2 separate regions of the Homo sapiens genome follow, and region 1 is linked to region 2. Evidence: read pairs that join two places in POLR2A ChIA-PET (ENCODE). Cell type or tissue: Caco-2. All regions are shown on one strand. Links, peaks and the distances in the headings refer to the core of each region. The heading gives the core; the rest is flanking DNA.

Evidence for each region. Peaks named below come from ENCODE experiments on the same cell type or tissue, not always from the same donor. Only the 100,000 strongest peaks of a DNase experiment are listed, where the experiment ranks them.
Region 1: POLR2A ChIA-PET joins it to region 2 with 7 read pairs; 1 of 35 experiments calls an interaction of 5 or more read pairs at or near these places.

What each region holds. Positions count from the first base shown.
Region 1 is chr18:48,763,297-48,774,835 of GRCh38, reverse strand. The region is part of intron 9 of CTIF (cap binding complex dependent translation initiation factor); the gene reads right to left. LOC107985147 (a long non-coding RNA gene) reads right to left here. Exons shown (of 2, transcript XR_001753444.2): 1 at 1-11,539. Among named protein-coding and RNA genes, the nearest start is that of CTIF-AS1, 73 kb to the left of the region's middle. In Caco-2, for the core only: no CTCF peak of the experiment used is centred there; a DNase peak (open chromatin) is centred at 7,455.
Region 2 is chr18:48,992,740-49,004,278 of GRCh38, reverse strand. No RefSeq gene overlaps it. Among named protein-coding and RNA genes, the nearest start is that of DYM-AS1, 25 kb to the left of the region's middle. RefSeq lists enhancers at 2,467-3,377, 7,065-7,763, 8,121-8,888, 8,889-9,658 and a silencer at 3,970-4,159. In Caco-2, for the core only: no CTCF peak of the experiment used is centred there; DNase peaks (open chromatin) are centred at 5,948 and 7,118.

The sequences.
Region 1 (11,539 bases), core at 5,964-8,463, 230 kb after region 2:
TGGAGTCTGGCTTTCCCCAAATACCTCCTAAGCTACCCCCTTCTTTCGTATGGCCTTTGCTCTACGGAAAACTGGGAGGCAGGGGCATGACATGGTGACGTGCTGGCTCCCAAGCCCTCTCTGCTTAATGGGTCTAGGTGTGAATGACCTGGGTGCATACAGACTTCTCTGGAATACACTTGGTCTCAGGCTCGGCACTGTCAAGGGGGTGCTGGAGGGGGGACGATTTTGAGCATGCCTGTCCTCATACTTCAAAGTGGCCTGAAGCTTCTCTCACTCTGGGACCTGGGATCTGTCCTGGAAGGGCCAGCAGAGGGTTAAGGGAGGGTCGTTCCCTGCAGGTTCCTCCCTGTCCCCCCCAAAGAGGCCGCTGTTTTTCCCTGAAGACTCAGAGCTCTGCACCCTGATACCGAGTGAAGGCCTTTAAACCTGAGCTCTAGGTGGGAGGCAGTGAGGCACTCTGGCGGTGTACAGGGACCCCTTATTCTAGGCTCTGGGTTTCAAGGGCAGAGCCATGCTGAGCCAGCATGACGCAGACTCCCTGTGCCCATGGTTCTGCTTCTGGTCGAGTGTATCCGCCTCTCCTGGACAGAGGGGCCCAGAGAGGGAAGACCTAGAAGTAGGAAAAGCTGGCCTTTGGGCACACCATGGGTTTAAATTGCTCACATGATGCCGATTGGCCTCAGAGTAACCCAGGCACTGATGGCTGCCCCTGCAACAGCGCCTCCCTTCCATGCACTGCGCCGTGCACTCTGTGTGTTCCTGACCTCTTGGTGGCTGTCTGGAGGGGAGCTGGGGAGACCTCTGTCTCCGTAAGGGGGCCTGCTCTTTATCTAGACAAGGTGGAACCTGGCCACCCTGAACACTGTGGGTATAAATACTCTTAGAGCGGAGGGTTGAAGGCCAAGTGTGGCATTCCTGCTGGCTGTTGAAAGAGTTGTCCTGTCATCTCCTCTTCCTGTTCCTCTCCCCCTCTGTCCCCTCAACTCCCTTCTGGTTCATTATAGGCATCAGAAACGCAGCTCAGGCAGGTTGGTATGGGCGAAGGGCAACAAGGAGATAAGCCCACAGCAGCATGGTGAGGGGCACCAGGGCCGGGGGTGGGGCACCCTGTGCGGAGTCTCTATCCATTCTTCCTATCAGCGGCCCACAGGCCAATGTTAGGGGCCCTCTCTGGAATGCAGGCTATGTACCCCTGGGGAAGCCTGCTCACCCAGGGGCTCTGGTTCGAAGATGCCCACTGACTTGTCCCAGAAGCTCTTGGAGCCCACCATGGCACTTACTGAAGGAAGGGGACCAGCGCTAGGGGAGCACAGTTCCCCATGGCAGGCAACCCCAGCTCCTGGCTCTGGCTGGTGGGGGTGGTGGTGGAAATGCCACAGTTCCATGTGCCAGGGGCCAGAGAGCAGGATCCTGAGAGTAGGGCAGGGAAATGAGGCCTGCCATCACAGCTCAGGTCTTTGAGGGGCAGGCTTAAGCCTGGATATGCTCCCTCTCCACAAGAGACCACGTGGCTACCTAGAACCCCTGGTTCTCTGATGTAAAACATCTTTAAGTCCAACATCCTATGACCTATCAACATGTCTTCATGGCCTCTTTCAACCTCTCCAGGCCTCAAGTCTCTCAACTGTAATACGAGGGGGTTGGACTGGATGATCTATAGATCCTTCCTGCAAGTCTACACTGGTCTATGATTTTTAATTGATCCTGGAACTCTACATCTCAAGAACCCACAATGGCTCCCTGAGTCCCACTTTATAAAGTCCAGATCCTTCTGCCTCTTAGTCGGTCCCCCTTATAGACTTCCTCCAGCTCTCAGCTGAATTTCAGTAAGGCAGTGTCCTTATTGTCCCTCAGTTGTGTCATTTCTTTGGCTCTTGGTTCATGATATTTCCCCCATCAAAAACACCCTTCCTGGAAACAGTTTGGCAGATACTCAAAAAGCTAAAGATAAAATTTCCATATGATCCAGCAATTCCACTTCTAGGTATATACCCCAAAGAATCAAAAGCAGGGACTCAAACAGATATTTGTGCATGCATGCTCCTATCAGCATGAATCACAATAGTCAAAAGGTGGAAGAAAATCAAGTGCCCATTGACAGATAAATGGATAAACAAAATGTGGTATAGACATAAAATGGAATATTAGTCAGCCATGAAAAAGAAGGGAATTCTGACACATGAATAAACCTGGAAACCATGATGTGAAGTGAAATAAGCCAGGCACAAAAAGAAAAATATTGTATGATATCCCATGTGTGCTATTTGTAGAGTGGGTGAATTCATGGAGATGGAAGATGGAGGGGAGGCATTGCTGTAGGGGAGTTATTGCTGTAGGGGAGTTATTGCTGTAGGGGAGTTATGGTGGGTACATGGCTTTTGTTTGGGGTGATGAGAGGGTTTGGTGGGGTGCCGGGGGATGGTCATGGGCATTGTCCAACATTGTAGGTATGCGGGGTACTGCTGAACTGTGCACTTAAAACTAGTTCAGATGGTGAATTTTATGGTATATTTTACTGCAATAATAATTTGCCAAAAAGAAAAGAAAAGAAAAACAGTAACAAAGCTGTCCTGCCCTCTTCCTCCTCTGTGGCCACTCCCTCCCGCTAGGTTTAGCTCTCTTCTTGCTATAATACTGGGGCAGGCCTCTGAGCTCCTTAAGCATTTTCAGGAAACACCTTGGCGCCATGCACAGGCTGGTTCCAGAGGAGGACCTCAGATAACGCAACACTATTTTCTTCCTTTTGAAAGAGTGACCCTCTGTGGTCTCCTTCCTGCCCAGGGGCCACTGCTCTCTCTTGGTAGTGGCTGGGAGCCTCCCTGGGGAGCCAGGGACAGGGCGGTGAGCAGTTACATAACCCGCAGGGAGATTTTTTCCATCAGCCCAGGCGGTGCCAGCTTTCCAGCGGCAGCCACGGCAGGTAGAGGCGCCCTGTCTGGGCCGGCCGTGCCCGGGCAGGGCAGAGATGCTGCGATCTGGAGCCGCTTAGCATAGCTCAGATTCCCCGCGGCGGCTGGGGGCCGGCCGCTCACAGAGCTGGGGGGAAGGATCTGCTGTCTCCTGCCTGCCTGGCTCCGGGGAAGGAGGAGGAGGAGGTGCTGGGGGTGAGCTGCCAGCCAGCCAGGGGTGACCCTCTGGGGCCTGGGACACCCGAGCTGGCCTTCTCCGGTAACCCACTTATCTGCAGGGCCTGCTTCGGCGTGGCAGCCTCAGACAGGGCAGTGCCCGGCCAAGTTCTATCAGGGGATTTAGCAGGGAAAATGAACCCTGGGTGGGGGGTGAGGGCATGCAGGGAAGGGGACACGGTCTGGCAAGGGACACGGGTGATGGTGAAATAATTCCTGACCTGGGTAAAGCTCTCCTGGCCCAGAAGCGAGAGGGAGAAAACCCCAGGCCATTCCCTTTTGTGGCTGTGGCCTGTGCTATTCCCATGCCTGCCTATCCATGCTCCTTCCTCCCCAGTGAAGGAAGCTCCTGGAGCCAGCCAGCTGATGCCTGATGAATACCTTGTGGGTACCAGTATGGTGGTGGGACACAAAGATGACCCAGACGCATTCTTTGCCCCAAGACATCCACAGATACAAGTCTCAGATAAGAAAAGCTTAAACAGGGGAGCCCAGAAGACTTCATGAAAGGGACACATGGTAAATGTTCAAGAGTCAGAGGAAGGTGAGGTCCCTGGGCTGGGAGATCAGGGAAGGTTTCCTGGAGGAGGCAGATTTGACTAGGAGGAAGAGTACACCTGTCAATCCTGGGCCCACCGCCCAGGAAGACAATAGTCTAAAAGCACTCATTGCCTGCCCTCATTGTTCCACATTTAATCAGCGTAGGGGGGGGAAATGGAAATGCTGCCCAAGACTGAGGCATGGGGTGGTCTTTGGGAATCTAGGATGGGATAAAGTTAGAAGGGCCTCCCAGTTCATCCCACCAGGGCAGGGCACCCACACTGATGGAGCCATCCGAGTGGTGTGGCTCAGAGCTGGGGTCCGTGCATGCATTACCTCATTTAAGCTCTACCACAACCCAATCATCCCTTGCAGGACGGAAACGTGGGTGCAGAGACATGTTTTAAATGCTCAAGATCAGCATCGAGGCAGCAATCGATGCTACTGCACAGGTTTGCTACTCCTCAGGCCTCAGCGTTGCTGCCTCAGGGCAAGAAATCCTGTCTAGAGAAATGAGATTCGGGGGCACGACCCACACCTGTCTGCTCCAGATGGCCCAGCTGACCTGATTCATGAAGCTGCAGGCTGGTCTTGCTCTCCCCTCCTGAGCCACCCACGCTCCTAACAACACAGGGCAATGGCCACTTTTCACGGGAAAGGAGTGACTTTTGTCCAAGGCTCCCTCAGCCTCTGCACATCTAGAGTCTCTGACAAGGCCTGCAGTAGACTGCCCATGAGACTTGTAAAAGCCCATGCCGTGCACAGAAAGGCACTTTGGGCTTTCTCAGGAGCGGGGCTCTCTGTGATTTTGAAGAACACAGTAGTGGCGCAGTGGCGCAGTGGCACAGTGGCGCAGTGGCAAAGAGGCAGGAAGCTGGGCACTTGGTTTTGCAGGAAGCTCACTGGTCCCTGGGGGCCTGGGGCAGTAGTTGGCACAGCAGCAGCACCCAGGCCCCCCTGATGATATGATGACTGGACACCTGGCATGCTGCTGTTCTGGGCACTTTCCAGGACTGGCTGAGGATCAGTGGTCATTTTCTTTCCTCGCTTATTTTCAGATTCAAAAATCAAAATGCTTGTTTATGATCCGGTCATCGGCTGCTCTGTCTCACTGAGCACTTCAAAGCTCCAGAGAGAACCACAGGCTTAGCACTCCTGGAAGCCACATGTTCCCCCGCCCCACCCAAACTGAACAGTCAGGGCGATCTGGTCTAAGCACTGACATTGAGGTATCCCACCTGGGTCCTTGAATGCAATGCTTAAGATTTGCACAAACAGATTGAAAGACCACAGTGGAGGGCAAATGAACAGAGACATACAGGACCTGCCACAGTGCATGGTATATAGCAGGTGCTCAATAAGCGTTGAGAAGAAATAAAGATTGGAGAAAAGCAGGTCATATTTACTCATCCCAAAGCAAGTGCAGACAACAAGATTGGCAACGAGGCACACGGCTCCTATCCACTGTGGCTCTGGCCGCAGGGGCAAAGAACATGGATAGGAGTCAGGCATTGGCTCTTCCTGTTGGGGGAGCCCAGGGCTGCCACAGAATCCTGGGCAGGGGTCAAGCTCCTGTGACTGCTGGCCTCCTGTGATGCCAGGCCAGCCTGACGAGGCCTGTTGGTGCCCACCTTCAGGGAAATGTGTGTGCCAACTCTGCATGTCCCTTGCAGGGCACGGGCTTCAGCATGGGGACAGATGGCCCACAGGGGGCAGGGCGGGAGCTCAGATGCCAGCCATTTTTAGAAAAACAGCCCTTTTCTGGGCTTTTGCAAGCTTCCGTGCAGCCTGCCCACGGGGAAAGCGGCTTGCACTGCCTCTGGCCCTTTGCTTCAGCCTTTCTGATTTCTAGCAACTAGTGGAGGGGAGCTCGATGTGGGTATGGCCAGGGCTTTTGCTCAAGCTTTGGAATGCACAGAACAATGTGCTTCTATCCCTGGGTGTGCCTGGCTTGGGCCAACATTAAAATTAGTTTACATGCCTGGAGTGCACATCGGCTCAGCGGTGGGTGTGCAGAAATGAGGGAGGGGGTCTGAGAAGAGGGAGAGGATGCAAGGAGGAGATGGGAACTGGGGCCAGCAGCCTGTGTGGTTTCACAGGGACTAGGGCGAATGGAGAGTGCAGGGGTTTCTTCAGGTACCCTTGACCTCCAGAGGCCCAGAAAGCTCAGAGACTCAGCGACCCCTGGAAACACAGTGGGATTATTCCACAGGGTGGATTTTGAAATCCCAATTGATGACTTCCTGAGATGGATTCTTTTTTGTTTTTTAGAGTCTCACTCTGTCGCTCACACTGGAGCGCAACAGCAGGGACCTAGCTCTCTGCAGCCTTGACTCCTGGCCTGAATGGATCCTCCTGCCTCAGCCTCTGGAGTAGCTGGGGCTTCAGTAGCAATGCTGCCACACCTGCCTATTTTTTTTTTCAAAGATGGGGTCTTTTTATGTTGCCCAGGCTGGTCTCAAACTCCTGGCCTCAAGCAATCCTCCTGCCTTGGCCTTGCAAAGTGCTGGGATTACAGGCATGAGCCATTGCTCCCAACCATGATATGGATTCTTGATTTTCCCAAGTTTTTGAGCCTTACACCCTATTTAGGATGTGGCATGGCATCCAGAAGCTCCAGCTAGCCTCGTGATGCTGGGTCAATCTTGCAGCCTCACTGAGCCACTTTCCCCATGTATAAGCCTGGGGAGGGATCCCTGCCCTGGAACCTACCTCCGATTCACACACAGGAAAGTGCTCAGAAGAGTTTCAAAGCCCCTCATGCCCCAGAGAGCATTGGTACCCATGACTGATGGCTCCATGCCTCCCTTCCACAGCCATTTCCTGAGCATCTACTATGAACCATGAAGCCAGGAGCTGGGGACAGCCGATAACTCAGCCAGGATTCTGGCCATCTAGGAGTTTAAAACTTAGACTCCAGGAATCGATATCAGTCTCCCTCCTCCCTTCCTATGTAAAAGATAAGAGTTAGGAACTTCAAACTTCTGACAAAGGGGAATGACTTGATTTTCCAGAGACCTTGAGAGAATCACAAGAGAACGAGGTTTTCCCCTTAGGAAGAGAGTTAGAGGAATGGCCCAGTTTTCTTCCCAAGCCTGAAAACATGGGACAAGGAGAAGGGCAGGAGGATGGGAGAAACGGGTAGAAGTGGGGGCAACACACACATCCAGGATGAGGTATGGGTAAGATACATCTTCAGGCTTGTCTCACACTTGAGAGATTCACTGATAAGGAAAGCCAAGCCAGAAAATCTTGAGTGCCCCTTCTGTGCTAAAGTCATTCCCAGAGATCCCACAGAGTCACCACTCAACTGAGCGTCTATGTATGAAAAGCCCAAAACACAATGCTTGATGATGACCCAGCCAGAAACTCTGAAGAGTTTCTCCGCTCTTTAGCTCAAGGTCAGCTTTTTAACAGGCTGTCTTCTAGAAGGTGCTAGAGAAGAGCAATTTATTTTGAAATCTGGTCACACACCAGATTCTGATTTTGTGTTGTCTTTTCACAACAGGCCTGCTGTGTTTATGACTTGGTTGAGACAAACTTTTTTTTTTCAAAAAAAGGTATCGCATCCTTCTGTTAGATGTGTTGTTGGCAACGGTTGCTAGGGAGAGCTGGGTTCAGTTACAGACACACTGATGCCGGCTCTAATAATACTTTGCTCTGCATAGCTCGGATGCAGACACCTCTTGGCTAAACAGAGCACACACATTTCAACAGAGGAGGGCTTGAACTTGTACTACCCAAGCCTGTCTCAGCAAAGGAGCATTCCCAGAGCCCACGTGGACGTCCCGGGGCAGTGACAGGGCAGTGCTGGGTGGAGAGGGCTCAGGCTTCCATTCCTGTCATTCCAAAGGTCCCATAAAAAGAGGCACACTCGTTCTTCACTTCTCTGTGAAACTGGAGCCCCTTCACCGCCCTGTATCACACCACAATTCCCTGATGAGGATCCAAGGAAACTTTTGGTTCCTTCTCTAACCCAGGCACCCTGGGCACCCCACATTCTCCTGGAAGTCGGAAACAATCAATGCACATCATCTAGTTAGTCAGTCTAGTCTGCAGTCAGGACCCTGCAAAGCCAGAGAAGTTGGGAACCTTGGTGGGAAGGTGTATGGGGAGACAGGCTGAACTGCGAAGTGTGGCCCAGCCTCTGGTACAGCCTGGCACCGTGGGTGAGAATGAGGCCCTTTTCCTAAAACATGTGATAGCTGTTCCGACACACATCCCAGGCCAAGGAAAAGGAAAATGGGAAAAGGAGCTGAGGACAGAGAGAAATGGAGGCAGCGGGAGAGAAGAGGTGGCTTTCATCTCATCAAGGAGGAGGTTCAGGGTGATGACAAGAAGAGCCTGAGGCTGGGGGAGTGGAAGGCATGTTCTCAGCAGCTGAGGCCTCCTGTGTAATGGGGTTCTCCTGCCAGCTCAGACTCGGAGTTTTCCCCCATGGCTCAGCAGAGAGCCCAACACCTGGCAGGTATTTCTTGACTGGTTCGCGGCATGACAGGCAGAGCCAGCTGATTCATAAGTGGCCGCGATGAACCAGTTCGGTGTCTCTGGGGTGTCTCCTCAACAGTGGTGTTCCACCCTGGCTAACGAATGCCCAGGTTGCGTCCTTGGAGAATCTAATTCAACTGATTAGGGGTAGGCCCCCTGCCTGCTGTGTTCTCATGATTCTCATGCATAGCGAGGCTGAGAACCACTGACCTAAAGAAGAGCCAGTATCTGAAATGCAATATTCCCAGGCCAGACCTCCACTCTGACCATCACACTGATGACAGACTGTGCCTTAGTTTGCCCATCTATGAAACAGAGCCACCACCTACAAACCATCAGTCATTCAATGCCTTGTGACTTCCCACTGTGGTCCCTGGACTAGAGCACTAGCATCTACCAGGAGCATGTTTGAAACGCAGAATCTCAAGCCCATCCCAGGCCTCTTGCATCAGAATCTGCATTTAAACAAAATCCCACGTGATTCATATGCACATTCCGGTTTGAGAACCCCTGACCTAATAAAGACAACATGCTTGGCACATTAAGAAATGTCTGTTTTGTTGTGGGGTGGGGGGAGGGGGGAGGGATAGCATTAGGAGATATACCTAATGTTAAATGACGAGTTAATGGGTGCAGCACACCAACATGGCACATGTATACATATGTAACTAACCTGCATGTTGTGCACATGTACCCTAAAACTTAAAGTATATAAAAAAAAGAAAAAATGATTAAAAAATAAAATAAAATAAAAAGTAAAAAAAAAAAGAAATGTCTGTTTAATAAATAGAATTTTACTTACAAGGACACTACTAATAAAAGGGCCACATTTCAGGTAAAAAGGAATTGGCTTGGATGTAAAAACTGAAGACCATTTTGGAGCTGTGGGATTGGTGACGGGGTCCTCTGAGACCCCAAGGTCTCCAGCACTGTCATGGCTCATGAGAATGGTGCTTCTGGGTTCCTTGAGATAGCAGTGTTGAGTCTGGCTGGGAAGGGTTAAAGGACCTTAAACCTTCTCCCTTCTCCCACCCTGCACTTCCCACTCCATGGGGGCTGCACCCCAGCTTGGCAAGAGCCCTCAGACCTCTGCTGCAGAATGTTTACCACATCTGCGGTTGCCCCTCTCCCTCCATGCTGCCGGCTCCCATCACTGAAGCCCTGGCAGCAAGAGAAGTCAGCCAGGGAGAACCAAGTGTAAAGACCACTGCTGGGAGCTGTGCTAAGGAGGCACTTCACACCCTGGCCCCTTTGTAGCCTGCATTGCTAAGCCGGGGCCCAGAACTTGTGTGTGGAAGTGGTAGCTGAACCTGATCCTATGGGGGCATCTCGGAGGCTGCCAAACCCAACCAGGTGCTGGTTGGGGACCGAGAGCCAGATGGGCCTTGAGTGGATGGAGCTGAGTGCAAACCTCAGGGAGGAAGCAGGGGGCAGGGCTGTGCAGGCCGGGTCTAGAACTGCCTGCCAGGAAGGGATGCAAACATAGTTTGCCAGAAAATGAAGTCAGGTGAAAAAAGACATCCCTGGAGGTGTTAAGAGGGAAAGCAGGTTTTGCTGAGCCCAGCCCATCGCTTTCTTTTCTTGCACCTCTCGGGTTTGGGTGGTGAGGGGCCATGAATTATGCTGTCCAGAAAAGCCCACTCCACCTCTGTCTCCTTGGCTGCAGAGAGAAGGCACAGGGCCTGAGGAGGCTCAGCCAGATGTGGTTCAGGTGTCCTCTGGGCCTTGGAGTCAGGGGGCCATTGTGGGATCAGGGCAGCCCCGCACCAGCACAGTCCACCCGCCTTCCCATGGCAGCTGAAAGGGCCTTGTCTAGCCACCCAGGAGGTCTGAGAACGCAGATCAAGCCTCTGGTTATACTCTCAAGGGGCTCCCTCCTCGGCTCACATGAAAGCTGGGACTGCAGGTGGTAAACAGGGGTGAGTGGTGGCCTATGTGGACATTTAGATTTCTAAAGACCTGACCCGCAGATACTCCACCCAGGCAAATGGCTGGCTTCCTCCACTGTGGGGGAGGAGAGGAGGAGCTGCTCTGAAACCTCAGAATGTGAGCCATGACTGCCTTGGGTGGGGGGTTCCCTTCTTGCCCTGGACTTCAGCTGTCCCTGCAGGCCCCTAGCCCGGGAGAAGGGAGGCTTCCAGCGCCTTCCTTTTCAGACATCCATTTCTCCTTGACGACCGAGGGCCCTCCAGCACCAGGCACTATGCAGCCCCTGGGATACAGAGGTGCAGAAAGTAGAGGGGTTCCCACCTCCCAGAGCCCAAGATGGGGGGCAGTAACGGCACGCACCCCAGTTTGTCACTGTGGATTCATGTGGCCATTGGTTTAAGTTCAACTCCTTCACTGCAAACCTTTTAAGGACAAAGCTGTGCCCAGTGACTGACTGCTGTATCCTCAGTCCCCAGGCTGGTGCCTGGCACACTAGAAATACTCAGTGAATACTAGGAGGGTGACTGAACATTGTGGCTGCAGGATGAGAGGTGCTGGGACAGGAGAAGGGCCAGTGTTTCCTGGAAAGTGGGGCCCTAGCACCACCTGAAGTAGGAGTGTGAGATGCTTCAGGGGGAGGTGCATGCTCAGAGTGGGACAGAGAAGTGAATTCTGGGGGAGAGTTCGTCCATGCAGGGTGTACTGGGAGGTTCAGCCTGGCTGATGGGGGGTGGGGAGCAGGATGTGGAGTGCCAGTTCTCTGCTCCAGAGACAAGGTGGCACCTGCAGAACTAGGTCTCTTGGGCTGGTCCCAAAGCCTGCATCACTCATGACAGACCTACTATGGAGCCACTATATGGGGTGAGTGGGTTTGTGAGGACTCAGGGGGACCCAGGACAGTTTCCTACTAGTGGCAAGGCCTCAGGAGCATGAGAAAGGGAAAGGCTCACACGGGGTCCCTCGTGCCCCTGCCCGAGACCCCGGCTCATCTCCAGTAGTGCAAAATCGAGGGTACACTGATGAAGGCTGTTGCTTGCACTTTCCCAGGGAACTATAGAGGCCAAGCTCCAACGGATGACAAACGAATCAGGTCTGGAATCCTTGCTTCCCAGCTTTCAATTTTGTGTTTTCTTCCCTGCTGTAGTGTTTGCCAAACTGTCTCTCAGCACACTAATCCCACAAGTAGTTCTTAACTGGGGAATGCAGAGGACTTTGTTGAGTTAAACGGAGCCAAACAGGTTCCCTTCCTGCTGGGACATCTGGAGCCTGTCCTAAACCAGTGCACGTTGTGGTTGATTGAGAGGTGAGTGCAGGGGCCATAGGGCCCCCTTTGTGGCTGACTGTTCCCCAGGATTGATGGTCCGCTGGACACTTGTGGGTGAGGCCACCCTTACCACGGCAGGTTGGAAGAAATACCCGATCTGAGATGGCCCCTGCAGCCAGCTGCCCTCCCC
Region 2 (11,539 bases), core at 4,667-7,166:
GTCCGCTGGTCGGCAAGGAGGGCTCTGTGGCTGGAATGAAGTGATTGATTGGGGTGTAGGGGCGCGGGGCCCATCAGGTAGGTCCTTACAGACCAGTAGTCCTCAAACTTGAGCCAGGACTGTCAGGACCACCTGGAGGATTTGGGAATCCCAGCTTGCTACTCCCCCAGCCCCACCCAGAGTCTCTGGTTCAGTAGGTCCAGGCCAGGGCCTGAGAGACTGCATTTCTAACAAGCTCCCAGGTGCAGGTATGGGTGGTCTGGGGGCCCTACTTTGAGAACCGCTGTAAAGATCACTGCCAGGTCTTTGGTTTTACCCTGGGTGAATGGCAGCCCTTGAAGGGGTCAGCATTTTGAGCAGAGACTCAGTGATATGGCCTGCATTTTGAAAGGATTCTCTGGTTGCCATGTTGATGTGAGGCTGCAGGGGAACGAGGGTGGACACAGGAAGGAGAGTGAGGAATTGAAATTTCCAGATGAGATTGCCGTGGTAACGCCGGTGGGGAGAGGTGGTGGATTCTGGCCATATTTTGAAGGCAGAGCCAATAGTATTTCCTGATGGATTGGACACTCGGTAGGAGAAAGAGAGAGGCCAAGGGTGACTGCAAAGTTTTTGGCCTGAGTAATACGAAGCTGCCATGAGCCCAACTGGGGAATCCTTCAGGAAGAACAGTTTGGGGAGGAGAAGCTCAGGAGGTCGGCTTTGTTGAGTTCAGGAGAGAGGTCTGGGCGGGAGAGTGAATGTGGATGTTGTCAGCCAACAGGTAAGATTGGATGAGACCATCAAGGAGACAGGGAGCCAAAGGGGCAGGGTGGAGTTCAAGGACCAAGTTCCGGGCATCTAACCCAAGAGGGCAGGGAGGAGAGGAAGGAGTCTAGGAGGAGGCAGGGGAGGAGGGAGAGGAGGTGGGGGAGGAGGGGGGAGGAAGGGGGAGGGGAAAAGGGAGGAGGATGGAGAGAAGGGAAGGAGGAGGACGAGGAAGAAGGGAGGAGGTGGAAGGGAAAATGGAGGAGGGGGAAGGGAAAAAGGAAGGGGACAGGTAGAAGGGGAGGAAGAGGGGGAGGAGGGGAAGGAGCCTGTGTGAGGAGGGAAAGGCAGGAGGGTTATGCCTGGAAATGAAGAAAGTGAGTCAAGGGGGAGGACATCCCTGCGAATGCTGCTGATAGATCAGACACATCAGGCCAGGTGACGACTCAGACGCCACCGCTGGGCTCGATATCATGGGTTATTTGGGTTCCTGTCATTCCTTCAGGTTCGTGACTGACTCAGTCGTGCATTCATTCGGGCATCTGCTGAGCACCAGCTCCGGGCCAGGCTATGTTCCAGGCAGTGTCAGGGCCATGGAGAAATGGCAGCCCCTTCCTACCCTTGAGGCAGGTTCAGGGGCACCCTGGTGTGTACAAAGCACTTTAGCCATTGCAAGGGGTTTCTGCAGAAATTCTTTATTCTCATTCTTCACAAAGGCATGTGGGAAGAAGGGGAAATATTGTTATCTGAGGGCCCTGTAGCCCAATGTGGCTCCGAAGGGGTTAGGTGCTGAAGTTTTGATGAGAATCTAAGTTTTCAGGCCTTTCCATGTGTCAAGGCTGCCTGGCAGAAAGCCTCTGGGTAGTTGGAGGACACTTGAGCAGTCTGTTCCTGTGTTTTTCTTGGGTTTTCTACTTTTTAATTAAATAAGTAATCATGAATTTGTGTCAACTGCGCATGATTTAGATGATACCAAAACATACAGCGTGGAGTGGGCGTCTTTCTCCCTCCTGACCTTCCGGAGTCACAGCCGTCCCAGGCTTGCTGTGTGCCCTCCAGGGTCCATGCTGACAGCAGAAACAGAGGCAGCAGGGAGGCTTCTCCCATTATATACGCGGGTCTCATGGTGCGTGTGCTCCTGCAATTTGCTTCTTGTTCTCACTGTGTCTTGAAGACCCTTTCTTGTCAGAACCAAAAATCCATTTTCATAGACTCTGGTGGCCTGAATGCTGCCCGGCCCCCAGCCCCTTGGGACTCCCCACCTCCCTGCTCAGCTGGGCCAGGGAGGCTCCCAGCCAGGAGGTCAGAGGCAAAATGAGGCGGTGAGAAACTCCTGCCCGCTCCCCTCCGAGGCTGAGGCTTGGTCAAGGCTGTGTTCTTCCCCCACCGAGTCCCGCAGGTCAGTCCTCAAAAAGCAGCTCTCTCCCTGCTCTGTCACCCACCCTGCAACGGGAACTGTCTTCCTCCTAAGCCTTCAAGCTGGGCAGGTGGTGCCTTGTCTCTCCTAACCTGCCCCGCACCTTTGTAAGTTGTCCCTCCACCCCCTTGTCTGTCACCCCTTCGAGGCCCCTCTAGGACTCCCTGTGGGGACCATGCCCCAGGCAAGCACTTTCTAGGTCCAGGCACAGCTCGGGGTCCTTTTCAAGCATTAACTCATGCAGTCCTCACACCAGCCCTCAAGATAGGAATTGTCAGCCCCATTTTGCAGGTGAAACACCAAGGTCCAGTGAGGTGAAGCACCTTGATCTCACTCACCCTGCAGGTGTATTAGCTGGGCCCCTAGGATGGAATGGTGTCTCATGCTTTCTACATGTGACCTTTGGGGCATTTGAAGCCGGGAGTGTGCTGGGTGTGGACACGGGATAGCTTCCCCTAATTGCCCACCTTCCTTCTCTTCCTTCCTTTCCTGCCTCCCTCTCAAGCCATCCAGCCCTCAAGAGTAGCTGCTCTGGAGGCCAGTGTAGTGGCGCAGGCCTGAGGCCTCAGTGGAGGAAGGCTCAGATTCAAGGAAGACACACACGTGGCAGGCCCTGGAGGAGAGGCAGCCCAGAGCCTGTCTCCTCCTGGGGCCTCGGCCCTGAGCAAGCTCGGCCCTGAGCACATTCCCTCCTTCTACTCCCCACTCCCCTGAAGGTCCTGTGCTCTGCCCAGGAAGGGCATGGAGTCCAGGTCTGCCTAGAGCCTCGGGTTGAGGCAAAGGGCACGATGCCAGCTGGCCTCATCAGAGGGGTTGAGCCTGCGGGTATGAGGGCGAAAACTCCAGGCTGGGTCCTGGATCTGGGGGCTCCGAAGGCTGTGGAGGGAGCCACAAGGCACCCCTTGCTCCACCAGACCCCAGCTGCCTCCGCCCCACCCCACAGCCCAATTCACCCAGCAGATTCAGGAGAACAGAGACCTAATTATTTCTACCAACGGCCTTAACGAGATTTCACAGAAAGGCTCAAACTGCTCCCCCATCTCCTCCCTGCCACCTCCACCTTCCCTGCTCTCCCATCCCAGGGCCTCTTGTGCTTCTTGAGAACCTCATTTTTCCAGGATACTTTTCCATCAAAAAGAGACTAATGAGCCTGGCACGGTGGCTCAGACCTATAGTCTCAGCTACTTGGGAGGCTGAAGCAGGAGTATCAGTTGAGTCCAGGAGTTCGAGTCTAGCCTGTGCAACATAGTGAGACCTCATCTCTAAAAACTAAAAAGTAAATTTAAGGCTAGGCACTGTGGCTCACGCCTATAATCCCAGCACCTTGGGAGGCTGAGAATGGCAGATTGCTTGAGCCCAGGAGCTCAAGACCAGCCTGGGCAACATGGCAAAACGCTGTCTCTATTAAAAATACAAAAATTAGCCGGGCATGGTGGTATGTGCTTGTAGTCCCAGCTAGTTGGGAGGCTGGGGTGGGAGGTTCGCTTGAACCCAAGAGGTCAAGGCTGCAGTGAGCCATCATCACACCACTGTACTCCAGCCTGGGTGACAGAGCAAGACCTTGTCTTAAAAAAAAAAAAAGAAAGAAAGAAAGAAAAGAAAAGAAAAAAGGCAGGATGTGGTGGCTCACTCCTATAATCCCAGCACTGTGGGAGGCTGAGCCAGGCAGGTCGCTTGAGGACAGGAGTTTGAGACCAGCCTGGCCAACGTGGCAAAACCCCGTCTTTATTAAAAATACAATTAGCTGGGTGTGGTGGCGGGCGCCTGTAGTCTCAGCTACTCAGGAGGCTGAGGCGGTAGAATTGCTTGAACCCAGGAGGCGGAGGCTGCAGTGAGCTGAAATCGAGCCACTGCACTCCAGCTTGGGCAACAGAGTAATACCCTGTCTCAGAAAAAAAGAACAGAGATGCTTGATGTCACTAATCATTAAGGAATGCAAATCAAAATGACAATGAGCTAGCACCTCACACCTATTAGGCTGGCTACTATTTTTTTAAAATAGAGAAAATAAAAAATGTTGATGAGGACGGAGAAATTGGAACCCCTGTGCACTGCTGGGGGTAGGTAAAATGGTGCAGCCGCTGTGGAACATAGTACGGTGGTGCCTCAAAAACCTCCACATAGAATTACCATATGATCCAGCAATCCCATTTGTGGGTATGTGCTCAAAAGAACTGAAAGCAGGGTCTTGACGACATTTCTGCACACCAGTGTTGACAGCTGCACTGTCCACCACAGCCAAGGGGTGGAAGCAACCAAATGACCCTCCGCAAATGAACGGGTAAAAAAAATGCGGCCTATCTACACGATGGAATACTATTCAGCCTTAAAAAAGAGAAGGAAATCCTTTCATGAGCTACAACATGGATGAACCTTGAGGACATTATGCTGAGTAAAATAAGTCAGTCACAAAAGGATAAATACTGTATGATCCCACTTTTACGATGTATCTAGAGAAGTCGAAATCATGGAAACAGGCTGGGCGCAGTGGCTCACGCCCGTAATTCCAACACTTTGGGAGGCCCAGACGGGTGGATCACTTGAGGTCAGGAGTTCGAGACCAGCTTGGCCAACATGGTAAAACCCTGTCTCTACGAAAAATACAAAAATTAGCTGGGTGGGCTGGCACATACTTGTAGTCCCAACTACTCGGGAGGCTGAGGCACAAGAATCGCTTGAACCTGGTAGGTGGAGGTTGCAGTGAGCGGAGATCGAGCCACTGCACTCCAGCCAGGGCGACAGAGCAAGACTCTGTCTCAAAAAAAAAAAGTCATGAAACCAGAAAGTCAAATGGTGGTTGCCAGGGACCGGGGGGTAGGGAAGAGGAGTTGTTTAATGGGAACAGAGTTTCAGTTTGGTGAGATGAGAAAGTTCTGGTGAGATGAGAAAGTTCTGGAGATTTGTCACATGGCAAGGTGAACAAAGTTAACACCACTGAACTGAACACTTAAAAATGGTTATGAAGGTAAATTTTATATTATGTGCTTTTTACCGCAATTAAAAACAAAAATAAATATAAACTGACCAATGAACAAATTATAAAATCTTATTTTAGTGGATAGCCTGTGTTTGCTTGTTTAGGGGCTTAGAGCTCTATTTTTACTGATACACACACTGACTTCATTATATTTTCAAAACCCAACAAGCAGGTCACCTCCATTCTCATCGGCCAGCACCTTCTCCCACCGCAGCCCTGTTCTAGCATCCCACGGCCTCTCGAGATCTTACGTCTTCCCCAGCACCCTGGAAGGGCCCTGGGCAGAGCACAGGGCTAAGACCTGATGCCTGGCCGAGGGTCTTGGAGCCTGAGGACTGTTGGCTCCTGCAGGACAGGCAGCTCTGCTCAAGCCAGGAGAGGAATGTCAGAGCCCAGAGGGTGCCCAGGGCCCCTGAGACGCTTGCCAAAAGGGAAAAGCTCAGCAGCTGGTCAGGGAGGGGACGCTGGGCAGGAGTCCCTTGGCTCTCAACCTTGGCTGCACACTAGAATCTCACGGTTACATCAGAATCAGGATATTTTAAAGCACCCTAGGTGGTTCCAGCATGGAGCCGAGGCTGAGAACCACTGCTCTAGAGAATGGGATGGAAGGGTGTCCCCACGGGGCTCAGGACTGGGCCTGTTGTCAGTGGGAGGTCTGGCTCGGGGCCAGGACACCCTCCCAGCCTCCACCCCAAGGCTGGTGAGCGCAGCTCTCAGCCGCACCTGACCTTAGTCAAGAACTGGCAGGCAGGCACCAAGGGTCCCGCCTGGAATTCCAAGGCAGTCACGCATTCCCCACCACCCTGGGAGCCAGGGGTGTTACATCATGTCCAGGGCCCTGAGTCACTACGGATGTCTCTCCTGATGGCCACAGAAAAGCAAGCACCCAGCAGGAGGGAGGAAGCTGTGAGCACAGCCCCACGCCCACGTCCCCTCTCAGAGCAGCCCCATAAACAGGACCAAGCTATTTTAGGGGAAGAAGATCAAATGTGGGGATCAGTTCCCCCAGCTACTTTTGACTCAGTCCTTCAGGCTATTTCTGTGAGGGCGCAGGCTGGTGTCACCCCGCGTCACCAAGCACTCTGGGCCTGAAATTAAATGTGTCTGCTGGAAGAATGAGTGTGAATTCCTATAGGATAGATGGTTGCCTGGCAACACAGTGTCACGGCCAAAACATGGGCCAGGGCAGGATGGGCGCGGGAGACACTCAGGTTTGCAAAGTGCCAACTCAAGCCTGTGACAGTCTCAAGGGTCTCTGAGACTCAAGAAACTGATATTTGCCCAGGACGCCTGTGGACCTTTAATCACAACGAAAGAGGGTAGAGTGTGGAGCTGAGCCTTGTGCCTCTGGACACATTACAGCCTGGGCCTCTACCAGGACCCAGCACCGAATTATGATCAGTAATTCTGTATTATTTTCCTGAAGGAGACACTCTTGCAAATTGTGTAAGCTTCAGGGCCCCTCAAAACCTGGAGAATCTTCTGACCCCTTTCCATACCAAAAGAAAAACTTCTACGTGTGAGTATCCAGATAAATTTTATGTAAAATAAACACCCCGGCAATGGAAGGCTCATGGACCAAAGCTTTGGTCAAACACTCAGTTAAAATCAGTTCTGGGTAAATAATTGGGAACTGGCAGGAACTTTAAAATCCACCTAGCTCGTCCCTTTTCTAAGAGAGGGAAATGCAGCTCTGAGAGGTAAGGCGGCGCTGCCCCCCTTAGAGGGTTTTCAGCAGCGCCTCCCATCTCTGCAGGTCCCTGGAGCTGGCAAGAAGGGGAATTGACCTATGATTAGTTTTGAAAACGTGCCTGGGAGGTGAAAGACACAGGGTGCAATGTGGCATTTTTATTATTCTTGTGATGTCATCACTTTGAGAAGCTTATCTATACACACATCTCCCCACCCAAACAACAAAGTCAGCTTCAAAAAAGAAAGCCCTGAAGCAAGCTGTTTGTTTCATGAGTTGCTTAGCAAGCCAGAGGCATCTGCTCTCCAGATTCTAAAACTGTAGGTGTCGTGGGCCGCAGAGGCTCCCAGGTCTTGCTGGCCCTGGCCTGCCCTCCCCAGGGCAGCCAGGCCGCAGCAGTGTCTGGGGGGGTAGGGTCAGTTCAGGGTGGTGCCCAGGAGGAGGAGAAGGCCTAAGCCAAGACAAGCCTCAAAGCCTCCTCTTCTCTAGCGCTGGCCCTGCCCCACTGACTTCCAGAAACCTCTGCCAGCCTCCCTGCCTTTGCTCCCAATTCACCCGTCCTCCAGAAGTGAGACCTGGAAAGAATTGCAGAGGTCATTCCATTGTAGCAGCTTTTCAGGTGGAGCCTTGAGGCTCTGATGTGCTCGGGGTCTGCGGACCATGGGCTGCTGACCTCTCATGCATGCTTGGGGGTTTTTTGGGTTTTTGTTGTTGGTTTTTTTTTTTTTCTGAGTCAGGGTCTCACTCTGTCACCCAGGCTGGAGTGCAGTGGTGTGATCTCAGCTCACTGCAACCTCCGCCTTCTGGGTTCAAGTGATTCTCTTGCCTTAGCCTCCTGAGTAGCTGGGATTACAGGCGCCTGCCACCGCGCCCGGCTAATTTTTGTACTTTTAGTAGAGACGGGGTTTCACCATGTTGGCCAGGCTGGTCTCAAACTCCTGACCTCAGGTGATCCACCCGCCTCGGCCTCCCAAAGTACTGGGATTACAGGTGTGAGCCACCGTGCCTGGCCACCCTTGTGTTTTTCTGAATCACCAGTCTTTTCTCCTGAAATATCACTGCCCTAGGTCCTGTTCCTGTGGGGATTGGCTGGGCCAGTGGTTTTCAAAATGTGGCTCCTAGACCAGCAGCCTCAGCCTTGTCTGGAAACTTCTGAAACAAGCAAATTCTCAGGTCCCACCCCAGACACCTGCTGGTTGGGAACTCCGGGGCTGTGACCAGCCTTCTGTGTTAACAAGCACCTCAGGCGATTCTGAGGCACCTACAGCTTGGGCACCTTTCTCTAGACAGAAGCTCTATGAAAGCAGGGAGCCACCTGCCTTATCCGCTGCCACTTCAGCAGGGCTCCTGGAAGATGGTGGCTGCTCAATACGTGTTTGTTGAGTGACTATCCTAGACCCAAGCTAGAGCTGCTGAAACTGGGTGTGTGGGAGACCTTATGGACATCTGCATTTCAGCAGGCCTTCCAGGGGAGCGGGTGATGAGGGGCTGCGAACACCATGAAGGGGCAAAGGGCCCCAGTTCCTCTGGCTGGGGTGTTTGCTGGGCCTGAAAGCAGAACAGGCAGCTGACTTCGGGAATAGGAGCTCCTCTATTCTCACGCTGTCTTTATTCAACCAACCTCTTTTATAGAAATGGTCCTCTTGGTTTCTAGGACACGAAGCTACTGAATAATCAAGAAATGAAAGATGGGTCCATCACAAACCAGACAATTGCTTGGGACTCCGAGGACGTCCTGTCGGCAGTTCTCAATGCAGAGGAACCCATGTGGATGCGTGGCTTGCGCCTAGGCTGATCCCCGGCCTGGCTCCAGGCGGGCATCACTGTCTGCCCTGTACTCTGCCTTCCCGCCGTCCTCACCAGCTTGGAGGATTCTGAAAGGGAGCCCATGCCTAGGAGGTCTGGCGGCTTCTCCTGCCATCCTATTTCTGGGCCTGGCCACAAGGAGGTTTCCAAGAAGGGCCCTTGGTCAATATCACAGACAGCTCTTGGGTTCCTGAGCTGTGCCTTGTTAGGGCAGACCATAGAATCCAGCCACAGGCACAGGCTATCACCACCACCTGCTCCATGTGGGTCCCTCCTCTGTGTACTGGAGGTGTGAGGACACTGCTGGGGCTCAAGTTACAGGCCCTGTACCCCTCAAAAGACAGAGTCTGACTGCAGAGGGCAAACACTCCACAAAGCCAACTGAAAAGCATTGAGTGGGAAGGCAGTGGGGAGCTCTGAGTGTGACCCCCGTGCCGAGGCATCCACTCAAGGGCTGATGGGTGGGAGAGGCGCTGGGACCTGGGGAGCAGGATGTGGAGATGGGAGTTCTCCTGGGAAGGCAGGTCTTGCAGGGCTTATGGCAGGACGGTACAGAGAAGGGGTCCTGGGAAGCAGGGGACTGGTGTGGGTTAGGTGGGTTGGGTCACTGTTTGGGAGGCGTGACAGTTGTCTCTGCTTTCCGCACGCCTTCAAACTCAATGGCACGAAACTGGAGGGCACAAAGGCCCTCCCCTCAAAACCCCCAAATCGCCCACCATCTCTGCGTCCTGCTACTGGCCACATTTTAAATTGCCCGCCATCTCTGCGTCTTGCTACTGGCCACATTTTAACAAATGATGTTCAGCATTTTTCCCTTTGGGTTTGTCAGAGCAGGGTTGTCCCTGGATGTTCTGTAGGGTCGTTGTGTCGGGGGCAGGGGTGGGGGAGGAGTAAAGGGGTTGCGGGGAGGAAGGGAGGGAAGCACCCTGGGAACTATTTCTACACAAATAACTAGCTATTTTAGTTTCCCTACTGGACTAAATGCCAAGTATCAATTAAAATTTTTTGAAGAAAAAAACAGATGTATTAATTCTTGCTTCCTCCTTTTGTTGGCGGGTCTGCTCTTTGCCATTTGTGAGGCCGTGTGTGGGTGTGAACGTCTGTGTGTGCACATGAAAGGCTGCGTGTGCTGGACACGTGCTGTATCCACACATGTACTCACACCCGGATGAGACGGCACCCTTCACCAATTATGAAACTGCTTCACAAATCCAACCTCAGAAATGACTGGATTTAGCGTTTTTATGGGGTGGGATGGTGAGGCACATCCCCCCCACATGCCGTCTCCCATGAGGACAGAAAAGAGCATCATACTTTATTTTATGACCAAGAGGTCATTCGTCTATATCTGCTCTTGAAAGCCACTGAGGACATTTTGCCAATCACTAGGAGAAACTAAATAAACAGAGCCAAACAGTGTCAGCTCTCTGCGGCTGAGTAATTATGAGGAATTCCTCTTTAAATAGAAGTTTAAGTAAATATAGAAAGATCACTTTACAGAAGGCAGCTCCAGAAGAGATGGGGGAGCGGGGCCACAGGCGACCCTTCCAAGTCAAGGAGAAGGTAAAGGCCGAGCTTGGAGAAACCAGAACCGGAGGGTTTCTGGTATGAAACAGACACGCTTCTCCTTCTTCCGTGCCTGGAAGCAATGTGCCAAGTTGTTTCTGCCTTCATCTTGGCAGGCTTCAATTTCGGATGCTTCATTTATAAAAATGGCTTCTGTTCTGGGCCTGGGCTTAAACCCTGGCCCTGAAGACTCACTCTTGTCCGCCAGCTCACCAGGGCTCTGTCCCATTGGTCACTGTGCTGAGCCTTGGAGGAGGGATGGAGTGTGGGGAACAGGTGGAGCTCGGGAGATCACTGCAAACCGAGAGGAGCCCTTGGTAACGCGTAGTAACTAGTTCGTGATACTGTCGGTTGGTGCTAGGCGAGTCAGAAAGGCCAATGAGCAATGGATGAGTGGAAGATGATTGTTATCCTGGTCTGGGGAGACAGAAGGCCTCTCACAAGTCTGACCAGTCCCCATGGAGAAGCCCCACCTAGTGCGAGCTGCCCACTCTATTCTGTGAACATGAGGGCTGTGCAATGATCTCTCTCCCCTTGTCTGAACATTCTCTGGTCCCCCGCAGGGCTGTGAATTCCCCATGGTCACGGCAACTGAAAAAGTCGTTGCCTTGAAAGCTCAAGCAGAAACTGTGTTCTGCACTGTGAAACACCAAGACCCGTTCTAAGTCCCTACCACACAAAGACTGAGAAGTCCTGGAAGGCTTCCCAGGGGAGGTAGCACACGAATGATGTTTTGAGGAATGAATAGGAGTTTGCTGGAGGAAGGAGGCAGGGCATTCTAGAGCAGGTGGACATCTCAGAGGGATCAATCCCAACATGTTGGGAAACTCTGAGCAGACAGGGAATAATGGCTGGAATGTGGGTGGAGGAGGGAAAAGATGAGGGCAGATGGGAGCGAGGACGAAGGAAGGTCAGCCTCCTTCCAGAGGACTCTGTCCTAGAGCAGTGGGAAGCGATGGGAGGAGTTAGGCAGGAATGTGGCACACCCAGGCTCCCCTGTTTCAGACTTCCCAAGGCGGGGTATGAAGGCTTGAAGGTGGATGAGCGTGGCAGTGTGACATTAAGTTAACAGATGGCTGCAGTGGTTTGGTGACAAATGACAATGCCTGGCCCAGGCTGGTGGAGGGAGGTGGAGAGCAGTAGACAGAATGGGGAAGTAAGTGCTGAAATCAGCCATGAAGTTAGTAGGGGTGGGGGCAGGAAGGAGTCAAGGACAAGGTTGAGGAAATCTGTCGGATGACGCTGTCATTTGTGCATTGGGAAAACCAGAGCAGGAGCAGACTGAGTGTGGCCAGGCTGGGGCTGTGCCTGGAGAGAGGGTCTACACGCAGCTGGG